Linked DNA regions of Homo sapiens: region 2 is linked to region 1. The links are chromatin contacts, found by Hi-C in ENCODE. All regions are on one chromosome and are shown on one strand. The core of a region is the stretch at or near the end of the contact, and the rest is flanking DNA. Distances in the headings are between cores, read along the strand shown. Region 1 overlaps LOC105373175 (a long non-coding RNA gene). Region 2 has its middle 19 kb from the start of MIR1587.

Evidence for each region. A loop is a pair of places that touch in the nucleus more often than their neighbours do. Pooled maps may share reads with other maps.
Region 2: a loop to region 1 is called in a map with no recorded cell type, with 8 times the contacts of the local background. The contact joins two enhancer-like sites. A Hi-C loop is called at or near these places in 4 of 37 single-sample maps with no recorded cell type and 8 of 50 pooled maps.

What each region holds. Positions count from the first base shown.
Region 1 is chrX:39,193,526-39,199,635 of GRCh38, forward strand. The region is part of intron 2 of LOC105373175 (a long non-coding RNA gene); the gene reads right to left. Among named protein-coding and RNA genes, the nearest start is that of LINC01281, 130 kb to the right of the region's middle. Within about 2 kb of position 3,211, at least 4 of the 41 ENCODE cell types and tissues checked have a DNase peak (open chromatin) inside an H3K27ac peak, as active enhancers do.
Region 2 is chrX:39,853,496-39,859,605 of GRCh38, forward strand. No RefSeq gene overlaps it. Among named protein-coding and RNA genes, the nearest start is that of MIR1587, 19 kb to the left of the region's middle. RefSeq lists enhancers at 1-114, 1,863-1,982, 2,253-2,332, 4,434-4,934. Within about 2 kb of position 2,361, at least 10 of the 41 ENCODE cell types and tissues checked have a DNase peak (open chromatin) inside an H3K27ac peak, as active enhancers do.

The sequences.
Region 1 (6,110 bases), core at 1,961-4,460:
TATCTTCCTTTCCATCCCTCTCCGAAAGTTGAAAGATCTCTGTGAGATAGAAGCATTATTGCAAACTGCTGCACTGTTCGTTCCCATGAACAGTGGATGGATGGCTGGGGCTAGGGCTGGAGCTGCCAAAAAAGCCAGGGCTTTGGAGTCTGACACATCCTGGCTCAAGTCCTACTGAAGCCCCAACCCCTTACTTACCATCTCAAGCCTCAGGTACCCTATATGTAAAATGGGGGTAGTGATACCTCTGAGGCTGGAGGATTAAATGAGTCAAAGAATATGGATATAGTCCTAGGCCCCATGATGGGAAGAGTGAAGCTTCTCAGTAAATGAGATAGTGGTAGGTAAGTAAGAAGGTTAAAATGACATCCACTGGCCATGAGCCTGTGACCTTGACAAATGTTATGTTACTTATCCTCTTACATCTGGTGGGATCACAAGGAAGCACACTGTGAGATGGAGGTGGACATGGAGATGTGAGTGCAAGAGGTTTATTGAGGAGTGCCCTTGGAATCAGCAACAGTGGGTGAGTGAAGAAGGCAGGGCTGGGTCAAGGAAGGAGTTGAGCTACTGCGGTGTGGTCACAAAGGAGACCTCAGTTGAATCTCTGGGACCTCTGGAGCTGGGGTAGCCTCACTGAGTTGTCCAGCATCCAAGTGAGGCAATGAGCCTTTATACCCCTGCATAACCCTGTCACTGAATGTGGGTTGCCCCCAAGAAGGGGTGTGACCTTAAGGATGTTTTCTGAAGGGACAGTCAATGTGAACTGTCCTCATGCCAACACTCCCAGAAGCTGGGGGAATAAGTGCCTCGGTCCTGAAGGGACATCTGCATCCACTAAACCTCCCTGTACCTCAGTTTCCTCATCTATAAAATGTGGATAATCATAGTGCCTACATTACTGGTTTAGATCAGGATTAAAAGAGTTAATTCGTAGAACGTCCTTAAAACAGTGGCTGCTGCATACTATTTGTAGTGCTAGGATTTTAGAAAACATCCAATAAATCTTTTTCAAATGAATAAATAGATGAATGAGCTCTTTCAACCCTGTCCAGAATAAAAAACAAATGTCATGTTTGCTCATTTTGGGGAAAAAAGCCCACTAGCCAGGTGACAAAGCATTTGGCTGGAAAGCAGAGAATTCAATATATTTTAAACCATGGGACTCCTGTGCAGAGGAAATTTAAATCTCCTTTTCAAAACATTTGCTGCACCTGAGGGTCCAGTATTCCCCATGTGCGCATTGCCAGAGTCCTTTACCCTCAGTGTGTTGAGCTGCAGTATGGGGATTTGACAGCTGAAGACAGCTCAGCAGGGTGCAGGAAAGCAGACATTTAATGTGCTTTGACAATACAAAGGGTTATATAAACGACCCAGTTTCTGTAATTTTGCTGTAACTGTCATGAGAATTGCTATAGACAGATACGGAGAAGGCCCTGTTTATGCACTTAAACTTTAAAAGGTTTAACCACTAAACACAGTCTCTTTCTCTTCCCCTCCCCTCCTCACAATCCTGCATTTAAATTGCATGGAGGTGGGGGTGCAGGGCCAGGGGATGGCAGTTGAAATAATGGGTTGCCTTTATCCGCCCAGCTTCTGGATCAGCGCCCCACTTTCTGACTCCTGGGCCAAGCACCTGCCCCTGGCCAGCCTTCTCTGGAAGATTTCCTTCCCTACCTGCTCGCGACAAGATGCTGAGAGGGGGAGGGATGGCAGGAAGTGAAATGCACTGGCTCTGAGCTTACGGCTTTTGCCCAATTTAAATCTGGTTCCCATCCCAGTGTTCAGAGCACGTTGCTGTTTGATTCTTGCCATCACGTCTTAGAAGACTTTGCCCAAGGTGGGGGTGGGGATAGTTCTAAAGCCAGACAGGCAGGAGGCAGGAGGGTTTATGCAGGCAGATACCACAGGCTTCCAAGCTAAGTGCCTTAGCAGGGAGAGCTCCCGGCTGCTGCTGACATTTCTCAGACAGGAGATCAATAAGTGGGCAGAGCTTGAAAAGCAAATCATGCTTCGACCTGCCCTGGGGAACCCTCAGCAACTGTCTTGGTAGAGAAGGTGTCCCAGAGGAGGCCAGGAAAGACAGGGGGACGCAGAGAGCCTTGATATTCTGAGATGGGGGCAGGGAAATCGAGACTGCCCAAGGAGATGAAAGGGGCAGATGCTGCCATCCTCCCTACTCCCATCCTCCCTCCACAGTTCTTGCTGAGTGTGTTAAGACCCCTGACTTCTGCCTCCTAGGTAAAACCAGACATTTGGAGGTGGATCTGCAGCTGATGTAGCATTTACAGTCCAAATGAGCTTGGCTTGAGCATGGAAAGCTGCTCCAGCTGAGAGACCCTCTATCTGTGGTTGAGCCCCTCCTACTCTCTGTCCAACCAGCACCCAGGAGGAGTTTAAATATTTCTCCACACTCCAATCACATGGTCAAGAAAATTTTCTAAAGCAGATAGTCATGCACTCACACACACAAAGTGGACCCCACAGAACTGGAAGTAGGTACAAAACTTGGTTCTGATCTGGTAAACCTGGTCCACTGCAATAATTTAAACTCTCTTTTGGAAATTCAGTCTCCTTGACTTTAAATTGTCCCTGTCTTAGTACGTTTCGTGTTGCTATAAAGGAATACCTACCACTGGGTAATTTATAAAGACAAAAAGTTTTTATTTGGCTCACAATTCCGATGTCTGGAAAAGTTCAAGATCAGGTATCTGGTGAGAGCCTCAAGCTGCCTCCACTCATGGTGGAAGGCAAAGGGGAGCTGATGGGTTCAGAGATCACATGGTGAAACAGAAAGCAAGAGAGTGAGGAAGGAGACGCTGAGCTCTTTTAACAAACAGCTCTCAAGGGAATTAATAGTTAGAACTCACTCACTCTTTCCAGAATGGCACCAAGCCATTCACGAGGGATCCACCCCCATCCAACACCTCCCATTAGGCGCCACCTCCAACACTGAGGATCAAGTTTCAGCATGAGGTTTGAAGGGGACAAATATTCAAACCAGAGCAGTCTCTCTCTCCAGTTTGCTTTCCTTTACTTGATCCTCTCCAAGATGGTACCTGGATATGGGGTGGGAACATGCTACATCCTTCTGGTGGTGGAGGAAGGGGATCTATCAGTGTTATCATTCCAATTCCTGGGCGCTTCATGTCTCCACCACAACAGATGTCCCACAACGCTGACAACTGCTGAAGTCTGTGGTTAGTGAACCTGTGGTTTCCTCTTTGCTGACTCAGTCCGTACTCAGCCCTTGCTGCTATTGAATGTCCCCTGAGACATGGTCATGACCTCTATTCAATCTCCCATTCAGGTGGCCCAATCCACTCACTTGACTCTAGAATTTTTTCCTTTTTTGAGCTCTTCTGCCTGTGTCTTGCCAACATCTCTGTTCCCCTAGGGGCCTTTGAGCATTTCTGGCATCTTTTGTGTGCCAAATGGAGCCCAGGATAGCTCAGGAATGCTAACTCGACTTGCTCTCTGCCTCACCAGTAGCTACTTGAGGTTACTGCGGGTACACAGCGCTAGGCTGGCTCCTCCTGGAGTCCCAGACAGAGAGTAAAATGACTGCACTTCTGCCATTGGCTTTTCCTTCACTCCAATTAGACAACTCCCCTCTCTGAAACTTTCATCCAGACAGAGCTAGAAGGAGCAGGATTTTCTGGTCTAGTTGAAGCTTCACTCATGCCATATATACTGTCTTCCTGATCCAAGCTTCCTCATGGTTTAGCCTTCATGGCAGAGGCTGGATGGAGAAAGAAATGGTTTCTCTTCTCAGTTTGGGTTCTTTTGAAAGCAAAGCATGACACAAAGTCCTGGGTGAAGGTAGCTTATTTCAAAGGTAATCCCAGTGAAGAAGTAAAGTGAATGAATGGAGAAAAAAGAAGGGATTAAGACACAGTAGGAACAAATATCAATATAATGGAGGGCAACAGGGACTGATTTCCCAGGAAAGCATATAGAATGCCTTGTAGAATTGTCCACTGGAAGGGCAGGAGGTTGGGGCATTTATTCACTAGCCACTGTCTGACCCTGGTGAGGATTGTCCCTGAGGATGTTAACTTTCTCCCATTTCTGAGCTACACAAGCACATGACCTGGGCAAACTTTCACATAAGTAATGAAGGTTCAGGGGCAGAAAGAAGACAGACGCTTGGCTTAAGGTAAGTCTGCCCATTGCAGCTGAGGCTGAAACTGGAGGTGGGCCAAGGGGGTGATGAAGGTCTCTAGAAGTGTCTGATATACTTCCCCAAAGGAAATTTAAATGAGGAGGAATTATTTAGACCATATTACTGTATGCCTTAAATATTTGGTCTAATCTCCTTGTTTTAATGGGAGAAAACTGAGGCTCTACAAAGTCCTGATTCACCCAACATCAAAATAGTCAAACCCTGAGCCATATCTACAACTTGAGTGCTGGAGATTCAGGTCAGAGCTCTTTTTACTGTATCATACAAATCCATTCAGCCAACAATAGAATCTTTATTAACTATCCATGATGTTCATAGGATTGTGAAGTATAACGATAGTTCCTGCTTTCAGGGAAGTTGTAATCTAGATGACAGAAGTTTGTTCCCCAGTCATTATATGTACTTCTTAGAAAGGTATTGGCTTAGGTATCCTCTATTCGATCAGCTAGTACTCCAGAAACATAAGGAAGAGACCAAAGGGCACCCAAAATACAGAGTGCTTATGAGAAATATGCACTCAGAAAGTTATAACTGGATATTAATCTGAGCTAGGAAGGTGTAGCAGGCAGTCTCTAAGAGTCTTGTTCCCAAGATCCCTGCCTCGTAGTATTCATCCCTGCCCTTGTGAAATAGTCTCCTCTTTGAGTATAGGCTGGACCTAGTGACTCACTTGTAATGGATAGATTATGGCAGAAGTGATGAGATGTCTCTTGCAAGATTAGGTTATAAAAAGACCATGGCTTCGGTTCTGGGTGCTTTCTCTCATACTCTGTTGTGTTGTTGGCTCTGGAGGTGGCCAGCTACCATGTCATGAGACAACCCACTAAAGAGGTCCATGTGAGTGAACTTGAAAACACATCCTCTGTGGAGAAATAGGAACACTTTTACACTGTTGGTGGGACTGTAAACTAGTTCAACCCTTGTGGAAGTCAGTGTGGCGATTCCTCAGGGATCTAGAACTAGAAATACCATTTGACCCAGCCATCCCATTACTGGGTATATACCCAGAGGACTATAAATCATGCTGCTATAAAGACACATGCACACGTATGTTTATTGCGGCACTATTCACTATAGCAAAGACTTGGAACCAACCCAAATGTCCAACAATGATAGACTGGATTAAGAAAATGTGGCACATATACACCATGGAATACTATGCAGCCATAAAAAATGATGAGCTCATGTCCTTTGTAGGGACATGGATGAAATTGGAAATCATCATTCTCAGTAAACTATCGCAAGGACAAAAAACCAAACACCACATGTTCTCACTCATAGATGGGAATTGAACAATGAGAACACATGGACACAGGAAGGAGAACATCACACTCTGGGGACTGTTGTGGGGTGGGGGGAGGGGGGAGGGATAGCATTAGGAGATATACCTAATGCTAAATGACGAGTTAATGGGTGCAGCACACCAACATGGCACATGTATACATATGTAACTAACCTGCACATTGTGCACATGTACCCTAAAACTTAAAGTGTAATAATAATAATAAAAAAAAGAAAACACATCCTCCCCAGATCGAGTCTTGAGATGAGACTACAGCCCCAGTGATACCTTAATTGCAGCCTCATGAGAGACACTGAGCCAGAGGACCCAGCTAAGCCATACCCAGATTTCTGATCATACAATACTGTGAGATAATTTTTTGTTGTTTTTTATTGCTAAGTTTTGGAGTGATTTTTTATACAGCAATAGGTAATTGATACAGAAAGCACTGCATTAGATGTTGGCAATGAAAGTATGAGTAAAATGCATGGACTTATAAGCAAGTAACAGAAATCTATGCAAACTACCTTAAGCAGAAAGGAGCATGTATTAGAAGGATTTGTGGTTGTTTCCCAGAAATCAAGGGCAGGAAGGGCAACAGTACTCATGAAGACTGGAGGCAGAACTTAAGATCTGTTGAGA
Region 2 (6,110 bases), core at 1,111-3,610, 660 kb after region 1:
GGGAAGGGGAGAAAGGAGAGGAGACAGAAAAGGGCAGGGGAGAGGGGGGAAGAAAAAAGGGAGAGAATGGAGAAGGGGAACAAAATGGAAAGGGGGGAAGAGGAGGGTGGGGAAGGAGAGGAGAAGGGGAGAGGGATGGAAAAGCAGGCAGAGGAGAAGGGAAAAGAGGAAAGGAGAGAAGGGGGAAAGAGAGAAGAGGAAGGGAGGGGAGGGGAGAGAATTCTTCTGGGATGGAAAAGGCAGGAAGTGAAATTCCTAACCCAGTGATAAATAGAATCCCAGCTGCACCAAGAACAGAGCAGTGGTAAAATCATTCAAACTCTGAATTCCTGACAGTGGAAAATAAACTCATCTTTGCTGGTGAATGGAAATTTAGGGAAGGCAACCGGGTGTGCTCTGGATTCCACAGCCCCATCCCTGGTAGAGGGCACAGAAGCATTGGAGGGTTGAGAAAGGGCAACTGGCAGCCTTTGGGCCAAGTTGCTTTAAGTCCAGAGAGGCTGAGAAAAGCAGCTCAATGCTGCAGAAGAGAAGGTGGAAGTTGGAAGTAAGAAAATGAAAGAGCCAGGTGGCCCATGGTGGAGAGGTGCCCAGAGCTGGCGACAGAACCCAAGGAACCCTGGTTCCTGGGGTGACCTTGAGAAAAGACCCGGCCAGTCTTAGACAAGGTGATGAAAGGAAGGAAGAAGGCTACTGAGCTGAAGAGAACAAAAATATTTCCCCAACCCCATCCCGCTGGACAGTGAAGCATCTTCAGGGCCCCTAGCCTGGGTGCCGGACAAAAGACTTGGAGGTACTGGAATATTGGGTCTGTGCCCCAGCCCTATCCGTGCCCAGTGTTGGGCACCCCCAGAGGCTAAGCTTGGCCAAAAGCTCCTCAGGCTTCCTCATCCCACTTGTTCATGGGATGGTTCCACCCATATGAAGAGTAAGGCCTGGGTGGTGCCTCTCCTCCTGACTCCAGCCTCCTTCCCCGGCCCCAGTCCCATCCATACAGGGGTGCTGGCCTGGCCCCCTCTGGTGGGAGGACAGATAAGCAAAGGGGTGGTGGGGACACTCTAGATGCTTCACCCACATCCCCTCGGGCTCCTTCCCCCACCCCATATAGCTTCCCCTCTCCTAATTCCCACAGCCTGTGCCTGGGACTCTTTGCAGGCCCGCCCGGGGCACATCCCCCTCAGAGCCAGAAGTACCCAGGAGTTTCAATCCCCACACTCACGGTAGCTCCTAGCTGGTGCAAGGGAGCATGCAGGTACAGTGCTCTTGCCTGGAGTCAGGACAGGCTCTGAGTTGACACTTGCCCTCCAGAGCTCCTCCTTTGGGAGGTCATGAGGTCATGAGGATGGAGCCCTCATGAAGGGGGTCAGTGCCCTTATAAAAAGCGACCCCAGAGAGCTCTCTCTCCCTGTCTCTGCCATGTGAGGGCACAAGGAAAAGTTGGCAATCTACAGCCCAGAAGAGGGCCCTCCCCCAAACCCGACCGTGCTGGTACCCTGATCTCGGCCTCTCAGCCTCCAGAACCATGAGAAGTACGTGTCTGTGGTTTATCAGCCCCCCCGCGTGTGGTACCGTGTTACAGCAGCCTGGATGGACTAAGACCCTTCTGCAGAGGGACTTTGTCTGAAACTGGCTTCCTCCCCTTCTTGGTCCTGCCCTTCCATACCCTTCCGTGTTTCTTGGGAGCACTTCCTTAATAAATTGCTTCCACACGAATCCGCGTCTCAGAAGCTGCTTCTGAGAAAACCGAAGTGATGGGGCCCCTGGGCTGCACAGTAATAACAGTTGTTACAGACGGCACCTCCTCCAACCCTCAGAACCAGACGGCCACAATGGTATTGACTGCATTGCACAGAGGAGGAAACGGAAACCCAGAGAGCAGAAGGGACTTGCCCAGGATGGTGGAGTTGGTGAGCAGAGCAGCCTACATTAAACCCAGCTCCAAAGCCAGCCCTGGGTCTTTGATGCCCCACAGAAAATACATGGGAGGAGCCCTGCAGCTCCTGAAAGGAGCTAACATCTCCCAAGCCCCACTTCCAGGGGCAATCTGGGGCCAGCCAGGTACTTAGATGGACAGATGACCAAGGAGAGACCACTCAAGCCCTCAGTTTGAGAATGCATTCCTCTGCGTTCACAGGCTTACCTGGAGCCAGTTCCCCAAAGCCCCACTGGACTTTTTAAGCCCCCAGAGGCCTTCAGACAGGAACCCACTGAGTCTTCAAACCCCCAATCTCCATGGGGTTAAAACAATCCCCAAAAGGCAGGACTTACTAGGAGTCGTTCAGAAACTGGCAAAAGCACCCTCTGAATAAATGTTCAGGGTTCCATCCGGAGACGCCCACGGTGACTGATGAGTCATCAGATAGCCAGCTGTCGCCACAGAGTGCTATATATAGAAGCTGGAGGGGTGCCTGGTACCTAAAGAAAGGGGAGGAGCACACACCTAGTAGGTGGGGTCTCAGCTGGGAGGCAGGCCTAGAGCACCTGGAAACTGCACCCTCAGCTCCCTCTGCCCCCCCAGCAAAACAGAATCTGGGTCAGCAATTCCCCGGCACAGAATGCCGCGTGAACTGGAAGCAAGCAGCAACAGGGCCGGACGTGGGCCATGCCAGTGCATTCATGATGATTACTGCTAATGATGGTAATGGGAGAATAATGGCTCAGTGAACTTCCCGCACATCACCTCGTCGTCTTCCCATCAGACATACACACTGAGGACGCGCTTGTATTGCTGCCATTTAGACAGCCGAAACAGAACTTCCAGACCTCAGGCTTGGTAGGCTGGGCCTGTGCTGTCCAGGACAGGGGCCACTAGCCACATGTTTCTACTGAACACTTGAAATGTGGCCCGGCCAAATTGAGATCCTCTGTCAGCATAGAATGCACACCAGACTTTGAAGATTTAGTTTCAAGAAAAGAATGTCAAATACCTTGTCAATAATTTTTTCCTGGTTTCATATTGAAATGATAATATTTTAGATACATCGGGTTGATCAAAATATATGATTAAGTCAATTTCACCTGTTCCTTTTTACCTTTTTAATGTGGCTTCTCGAACATTAAAATTATTAATACATATGTGGCTCACATTTGTGGCTTGCATTATATTTCTATTGGACAGTGCCGGGTTGCAGGCTGGAGGCCAGAACCTTCAGGAAATCCTGGCTATGCCCTCTCCTGACAAATAAAGCCTGCTTCCTGGTTCAAGGCTGAGAGAGGCCAGGGCTGCTCTCCAGACAATGCCAGTGGCCAGCTGCAGCTCCATGTACCGATCACAGAAGGTCCAGGTGACGCACAAAAGCCCCTGAGGGTCTGTGAACCCCAAACTTGTCCCTTATATCTTCTGAAAATGCACAGCTTTCCGGGGGAAAGATGATGAATTCTCCCTGGCCCTGTCTTCTGCCTTCCCCACTTAACCCCCAAGAGAGCTCCATGCTGTGTGATTGCATAATGAGGCCATGGAATAAGGCCACTTCACAAATGAAGCAGCTCTTTCCCTCACATATGCAAACAGCAGAGAGAGGCAAAGGAAAGTAGGGAGATGAGAAACAGAATGAGAAATGCAGACGAGACAGGCAATTCACACCAAGAGAGAGAAACTGTATCCCAGAGACAGACACACAATGTCACACACACTCTGCTCACTGACACCTGGGGGGAGGGGGAGAAGGGTGTGTGTGTGCACGTGTGTGGCGTGTTCATGTGCATGCATGCATGTGTGTGGAGCTAGAGAGCACTAGAGGCCGGGCACGGTGGCTCATGCCTGTAATCCCAGCACTTTGGGAGGCCGAGGTGGGCGGATCACCTGAGGTCAGGAGTTTGAGACCAGCCTGCCCAGCATGGTGAAACCCTGTCTCTACTAAAAATATGAAAATTAGCCAGGTATAGTGGCGTGTGCCTGTAATCCCAGCTACTCGGGAGGCTAAGGCAGGAGAATCGCTTGAACCCGTGAGGCAGAGGTTGCGGTGAACCGAGGTCACGCCACTGCACTCCAGCCTGGGCGACACAGTGAGACTCTTTCTCAAAAAAAAAAAAAAAAAAAACAAAAAAACAAGAGAGCACTAGAGAAAGGTTCTAGAACGAGGCAAATCGAACAGAACAGGGAAGAGATGAGCACAGGAGGCGAAAAGAAATGGAGGTTCGGGGAGTTGACAGCCTCCATTTTGTAGCAAGGCCTGCCCTTTCTTTCTATGTCAGTTTAAATTATTTACATCAGGACAATGGAAAGAATATAGATAGCAAAATAAAAAATGCGTCGGGGCCAGGCAGGCCCAGGATTCATGTGTGGTGGAAACAGAGTCCAGGGAGGAGGAAGGGCTGCCCGCCCTGCACCCAGGAGTGGGCTGGGCTTTGGGTGGCTGCAGTCAGGGCTGCTTTTCCAGTCACTCAGTACCTACATCAAGTCCAGAGTGTTGACAGAGCTGGAGCCAAACTGCACACCCCCAGGGGCAGACCTGGGACATTTAGGGAGCTGTGTGAGTCAGACAAGGCCTGGGGACACCCACAGACCACAACCCCTCTGGGGCCAGGCTGAGGGCTGCCTGGTGTTCGCCTGCTCCCAGAGAGGCTGACACTTTGTGCCAGCCTCCTGCCTATCCTGAGCTGACCCTTCACTGGCAAGTCCAGGGTCCCGTGGGTGACCATCAGTTAATCAAATCAAAGCAGCCTTCTGTGCTGCCAGGACAGGATGGGGAGAGGTTCTCCCTCCCCTTCCTAGGTAATTAGGAAGTGACTTCTGGAGGCCTGGGCCCACCTTGGTCACCTCACCTAAAGGAAGATTCTGTCACAGGGATGCAGGACGAATGTATCAGTCTCCTCAGGCTGCTGCAACAGAAGACCACAAGCTGAGTGGCTTAAACAACGGATATTTATGTTCTCACAGTTCTGATGGCTGGAAGTCCAAGATCAAGGTTTGGTTTCCCCTGAGGCCTCTCTCCTTGGCTTGCACACGGCCACCTTATTGCTGTGTCTTCACACGGTCTTTCCTCTATGCGTATACCCTGCCAGTGTCTCTCGTGGGTCCACATTTTCTTCTAGGGACACCAGTTGTATTGGATTAAGCCCACCCTAATGGCCTCATTTTAACTTAATCACCTCTTTAAAGGCCCTAACTCTAAATATAGCCACATTCTGAGGTCCTGGGAGTTAGGGCTTCCATAGATGAATGGGGTGTGGGGCACAGTTCAACCCATAGCAATGAAGTACCAAGAAAGACAAGGCCAGGTTCACACCAGGATGGGGAGAACAGTTCAGGGCCATGACCCTCTCAACGTCTGATAATCCCACTGTCTCCCTGCCTGTGCTTAGGGCCTCCTCCCAGTAAAGCTTATAGAAACCAGAGGCAACATTTCTGCAGGACAGGGGTTTGGGAGAATGTTGTTCCCATGGCTGGTAGTTGCTGTCTTGCCCAGGAGCAGGAGTTGTGTAGCCCCAAGTCCCAGTTCAATGCCTGGCCCAGCAGGGAAACTCTGATGGGGGCAGAACAGAGGCCATTAGGCAAGGCTCTGTGTCCTTACTCATTTAGAGTCTTATTGTCAATGGAAGTGACTCCAGAATAAATTTGGACTTCATTCACAGAGAGTTGAGGCCCTCGCAGATTTAAAAATAATAAAAGAAAAAGGCCGGGTGCAGTGGTTCATGCCTGTAATTCTAGCACTTTGGGAGGCAGAGGCGGGCGGATCACTTGAGGTCAGGAGTTTGAGACGACCAGCCTGGCCAACATGGTGAAACCCCGTCTCTACTAAAAATACAAAAATTAGCTGGGCATGGTGGCAGGTGCCTGTAGTCCCAGCTACTCGAGAGGCTGAGGCAGGAGAATCGCTTGAACCCAGGAGGTGGGAGCTGCAATGAGCCAAGATCACGCCACTGCACTCTAGCCTGGGCGACAGAGGGAGACTCTGTCTCAAAAAAAAAAAAAGAAAATAAAATAAAAAAGAAGGAAGGAAGGAAGGAAAGAGAGAGAGAGAAAAAGAAAGAAAGAAAGAAAGAAAGAAAGAAAGAAAGAAAGAAAGAAAGAAAGAAAGAAAGAAAGAAAGAAGCCAGGTGCAGTTGCTTACACCTGTAATCCCAGCACTTAAGGAGGCCAAGGCAGGTGGATCACTTGAGGCCAGGAG